Regions from separate parts of the Homo sapiens genome. Here region 1 is linked to region 2. Evidence: read pairs that join two places in POLR2A ChIA-PET (ENCODE). Cell type or tissue: GM12878. All regions are shown on one strand. Each heading gives the region's core, and the rest is flanking DNA. Links, peaks and the distances in the headings are about the cores only. Region 1 overlaps ZSWIM5 (zinc finger SWIM-type containing 5). Region 2 overlaps ARMH1 (armadillo like helical domain containing 1).

Region 1 (2,813 bases), core at 107-2,606, 330 kb before region 2:
CCTTACAGCAATGACATACATTTTCATTGTCTTCTCCCAATTCCCTGCCTCCATCTCTCACACCATATCTTTGTCTTGCTCAAGATTTTGCTGAATCTAGATATGCCCCTCTCTCTCTTGAAAGCAATAGCCAGACTCACCGTGTCACCACCTGAAGTTTCCTCTGATCATCTTTCTTCTCCTGTGATCCAGCACTTCTGAAACGTAAATCTAATAAGCATGTGAAAGAATATACATCTCATTAACAAAGATGCAAATTAAAACAACACTGAGCATTTTTTGATTTTCAAATGGTCAGGTGTTTTTAATTAAGATAATTAGTTTCTGGTGTGGGAGAGGTTACATGGAGCTAGGTACTCTCATTTACTACTTATAGGAGTGTAAATACTTAGTCTTTCTGAAGGGTATTTCTTCTTATCAAAAGCCTTAAAATATGTTCATCCCATGTGATCCAGGAATTCTACATGTAGGAATTTATCCTGAGCCATAATTAACTAAGGATATGCATATAGCTAAGGGGCTCATTACAGCATGGATAAAAATAAGGTACAGATGAGAAAAATTGGGAACCATATAAATGTCCAACAATAGGGGATTGATTAGCTCAATAGATATACATGTATTCACCAGAATTATATGTAATCATTTTTAATGTTATAGATGTATATTTGATAACATGGAAAAATATTTACAATGTGTTATTAAGTGGAAAGGCCAGTTACAAAACAGTAAGTATAATACCATCCCATTTTTAGTAAAAACTTACTAGGCTGGGCGCAGTGGCTCACGCCTGTAATCCCAGCACATTGAGAGGCTGAGGTGGGTGGATCACCTGAGGTCAGGAGTTTGAGACCAGCCTGGCCAACATGGTGAAACCCTGTCTCTACTTAAAATACTAGAAATTATCCGGGTGTGGTGGCACACATCGGTAATCCCAGCTACTCAGGAGGCTGAGGCAGGAGAATTGCTTGGACCTGGGAGGCGGAGGTTGCAGTGAGCGGAGATCACACCACTGTACTCCAGTCTGGGTGACAGAGTGAGACTCCATCTAAAAAAAAAAAAAAGTTACTAGAAAAGTGTGAGTAAATATACATGACACTGGAAAGAGTGATTATTTCTGATTTTTATTTTATATTTCTTTATATGTATTTTCAAATTTTCCGCAATTCTATAATTTTTAATTTTATCTTTAAGAAAAAAAGCACAAAATAAACCATAAAGCTTGTTATAGTTACTCACCTATTTGTAAGTCTTTGGTTTGGTAGTCTTCCATTATCCCTAAGGTAAATTCAAACTCCATAGAATGGCATTCACAGCTGTTTACATTCCAGACTCTACCTTTTCCAGGCTATCTTAGGCCACATAACATAATTCTAACTACATGGAACTATTTGCCATACTCTGAAGATGGATGCTATTAATATATTGAATAATTTTTATGCTTTTACAATATGCCCTTGCTTATGTTTCCTTTGTCAGGAATGTCTTTCCCTGTTTGTCTACCTGTTTGAAATCTTACTTGTCCTTCAAAGCACAGCTCAAATATTATTTTCTCTCTGTATATATTTCTATCATGTTACTTCTTTTTAGCTGCTTTATAATTACATTTATGTATCATTTGTGAGCTCTTTGAGGGCAATGACCATTTCCTATTCATCTTTGTACTTTCTTTGCCCAGCATACTCCCTGGCATTTAATAGGTTTTCAGGAAATGTAGGATTAATTAAATGAATGAGACTTTTCCCATTAGGCAGTTAGTTGCTACCTCCATTGGTTTCCCATAGTATAATATATGTTTGCAAAGAGAAACTACATTTTATTATCCTACTTGTGTGTCCCTTTCTACACCATAGACCACGCTGAGGCTGCAAGGTAGCTCTTTCAAGATATCACCTGTGATTTATTCAACTTTTTATATCCTTAAAGATAAAGACACAGTTCCTGGTATACAGTAGGTGTCAGGTTGAATTTGAGGAACTGGACTGAATACAAACTCTCTTTGTCAGGTATAAATTTTCCTGACTTGAAATTTTAACTAGACCAAAATATCTTCTTCTTACTTGGTAGAGCATGTGCCTACAGCCTGTGCTCGAGTTGACGCCCTGCGTTCCCATGGTTATCCAAAAGAGGCCCTCAGACTCACAGTGGCCATTATTAATACTCTGAGGTTGCAGCAGCAGCGGCAACTGGAAATCTACAAGCATCAGAAGAAAGGTATAGTAATTAGGAGCCATCTAACCCCCTTAGGCCCAAAGCTGATGAGGATCCTCAGGGGATACAAGGCCCAGAAGAACTAGGGAATTCCGGGTCATTCTCCTTGCTGTGTGGAATGCCTCACTTTATCTTTATGAATGTCAGTTTTCTCATCTGTTCATTTGGGAATAATACCTGTTTGCCTCCCTCATAAGGCAGTTAGAAGGCTCATTAAGATCTGGTATGAGAAGACCATTTTTAAACTCTAAAGCTGTGGACAGGCATGGTGATTCACACCTATAATCCCAGCACTTTGGGAGGCCCAGGTAGGAGGATTGCTTGAGGCCAGGAGTTTGAGACCAGCCTGGGCAACATGGTGAGACCCTATCTTTACAAAAATAAAATAAAGGCCAGGCATGGTGGCTTACGCCTGTAATCCCAGCACTTTGGGAGGCCGAGGCAGGCAATCACCTGAGGTCGGGAGTTCGAGACCAGCCTGACCAACATGGAGAAACCCCATCTCTACTAAAAATACAAAAAATTAGCTGGGCGTGGTGGCGCGTGCCTGTAATCCCAGCTACTTGGGAGGCTGAGGCAGAAGAATCGCTGGAACCCAGGAG
Region 2 (2,813 bases), core at 195-2,694:
AGCTACTTACTTGAGCCCAGGAGGTTGAGGCTGCAGTGAGCCGTGCATGCGCCACTGCACTCCAGCCTAGGTGACAGAACAAGGCCCTGCCTCAAGAAAAAAGGAAGAGACCAGTGTCAGCCATCTTCCTGACATTCTGTAATTAATTCTGTCTCTGATTTCTGTATACCCTGCTACCTTTTTTTTTTTTTTTGAGACGGAGTTTCACTCTTGTTGCCCAGGCCGGAGTGCAATGGCGTGATCTCAGCTCACCGCAACCTCCGCCTCCCGGGTTCAAGGGATTCTCCTGCCTCAGCCTCCCAAGTAGCTGGGATTACAGGCATGCACCACCACGCCCGGCTAATTTTGTATTTTTAGTAGAGAAGGGGTTTCTCCATGTTGGTCAGGGTGGTCTCGAACTTCCGACCTCAGGTGATCTGCCGGCCTCGGCCTCCCAAAGTGCTGAGATTACAGGCATGAGCCACCAGGCCTGGCCCCTGCTCCCTCTTTTTTTTTTTTTTCTTTTTTTTGAGACGGAGTCTCGCTCTGTCACCCAGGCTGGAGTGCAGTGGTGCAATCTCGGCTCACTGCAAGCTCCGCCTCCCAGGTTCACGCCATTCTACTGCCTCAGCCTCCCAAGTAGCTGGGACTACAAGCACCCGCCACCACGCCCGGCTAATTTTTTTTGTATTTTTAGTAGAGACAGGGTTTCATCGTGTTAGCCAGATGGTCTAGATCTCCTGACCTCGTGATCCGCCGGCCTCCCAAAGTGCTGGGTACATGCGTGAGCCACTGCGTCAGGCCCCCTGCTACCTCTCTAACTACATTCTGTTCAAAGCTCAATGTTGAAACAATAAAAATATATTTTATGCACACCTTTTGTTTTTAAAGCCAGGCAACAAAGTAACTAATGTATGTGCTATGGTGGTATTTTTATTGCTGGACAAAGAATTACTATGGTGTGTCTTCCACTGGTATCTGCTTTCACCCAGCCCAACCAGTCCGTGTACTGATGTTTTGAACTATCCCTGAGACTCGAGTCAAGCACCAGTGTCCTCAAAAAGGACGCAGTATAAGGCAAGGGCAGGATGCAGATGTTTTGAGGGGCAGGCAAATGGGGAAGTTAGAAATAAGATTTCCCCCCAAGATTTTCACTTAAATCCCCTGGAAGACTGTTTTATAGACTTTTATAAACGCTGAATAAAGTGTCACAGTTGAAGTGCTCATATACTTTTGGGGAAGTAATGCATCTTTTAAAAATAGCAGGTTTTTATGTGAAAGTCTCCCTCAGTGTCAGAGCCTTCTGACTGCTGTTCAATGAAGCTGTACAGGACAGGTGGCCTCTTATACAGCAGGAAAGGCTAAAATTACTGCCCATGTCAGCTGAGAAGTACAAAGCAGGGCCGGGTGCAGTGACTCATACCTGTAATCCCAGCACTTTGGGAGCCCGAGGCAGGTGGATCGCTTGAGCCCAGGAGTTGGAGACCAGCCTGGCCAACATGGTGAAACCCCATCCCCGCTAAAAATATGAAAATTAGCCAGGCATGGTGCTGCATGCTTGTGGTCCCAGCTACTCGGGAGGCTGAGGCACGAAAATTGCTTGAATCCAGGAGGTGTAGGTTGCAGTGAGCCAAGATCATGCCACTGCACTTCAGCCTGGGTGACAAAGCAAGACTGTCTCAAAAAAAAAAAAAAAAAAAAAGGCCGGGCGCAGTAGCTCTTGCCATTGCACTCCAGCCTGGGTGACAGAGCGAGACTCCGTCTTAAAAAAAAAAAAAGTGCAAAGCAAAGGCATAACGTTCTGTAAGGCAAAAACACTAGTTTTTAAATGAGACCCAGGTGGTGCAGTGGCTCACGCCTGTAATCCTAGCACTTTAGGAGGCTGAGGCGGGTATATCACCTGAGGTTAGGAGTTTGAGACCAGTCTGACCAACACGGTGAAACCCTGTCTCTACTGAAGTTATAAAAATTAGCTGGGCGTGGTGGCACATGCCTGTAATCCCAGCTTCTTGGGAGGCTGAGGCAGGAGAATCGCTTGAACCTCGGAGGCAGAGGTTCCAGTGAGCCAAGATCGCACCACTGCACTCCAGCCTGGGCAACAGAGCAAGACTCCATCTCAAAAAAAAAAAAAGAAAAAAGAAGAAATCCTGATGTATTTGCTTAACCCTGTGAGGGGTATGAAGCTAAGAAAACATAATTTTAAAAATATGGTTTACTGTAATCTTAACAATGTTGTCTGTCCTTTTTTTTTTTTTTTTTTTTTTGCGGTTCCCTGTAGCTGGGACCACAGGTGTGAGCCACCATGCCCAGCTAATTTTTGTAGTTTTAGTAGAGACAGAGTTTCATGGAGTTTCACTCTTGTTGCCCACTCTGGAGTGCTGTGGCACGATCTCGGCTCACTGCAACCTCTGCCTCCCAGGTTCAAGTGATTCTCCTACCTCAACCTCCCAAGTAGCTGGGATTACAGGCTCCTGCCACATATCCAGATAATTTTTGTATTTTTAGTAGAGAGAGGATTTCACCTTGTTGCCCAGGCTGGTCTCGAACTCCTGGCCTCAGGTGATCCGCCCGCCTTGGATTCCCAAAGTTCTGGGATTACAGGTGAGAGCCCCTGCGCCCAGCCAGGTCTCAAACTCTTGGCCTCAAGTGATCTGCCCGCCTCGGGCTCCCAAAGTGCTGGGATTAAAAGGGTGTCCTTGGGTTTTTATCTACTTCTCAAAGCTGGTAAAAACAAGGCAAGTCTTGTTCTAATACTGAAGAAAGAATAGTGTGGTGGTGAGGGGATGGGCGCAGGAGGCAGACTGACTGGGTTTGATCTACAGCTTTCTCATTTA

What was found. Peaks named below come from ENCODE experiments on the same cell type or tissue, not always from the same donor. Only the 100,000 strongest peaks of a DNase experiment are listed, where the experiment ranks them.
Region 1: POLR2A ChIA-PET joins it to region 2 with 10 read pairs; 6 of 35 experiments call an interaction of 5 or more read pairs at or near these places.

What each region holds. Positions count from the first base shown.
Region 1 is chr1:45,039,793-45,042,605 of GRCh38, reverse strand. It overlaps ZSWIM5 (zinc finger SWIM-type containing 5), which reads left to right. Exons shown (of 14, transcript NM_020883.2): 7 at 2,068-2,214. Among named protein-coding and RNA genes, the nearest start is that of UROD, 29 kb to the right of the region's middle. In GM12878, for the core only: no CTCF peak of the experiment used is centred there; no DNase peak of the experiment used is centred there.
Region 2 is chr1:44,711,966-44,714,778 of GRCh38, reverse strand. The region is part of intron 6 of ARMH1 (armadillo like helical domain containing 1); the gene reads right to left. All of the region lies in intron 2 of LOC105378690 (a long non-coding RNA gene), which reads left to right. Among named protein-coding and RNA genes, the nearest start is that of RNU5F-1, 8.5 kb to the left of the region's middle. RefSeq lists a silencer at 1,642-1,701. In GM12878, for the core only: no CTCF peak of the experiment used is centred there; a DNase peak (open chromatin) is centred at 1,310; H3K4me3 peaks cover 1,018 bases; H3K27ac peaks cover 1,506 bases.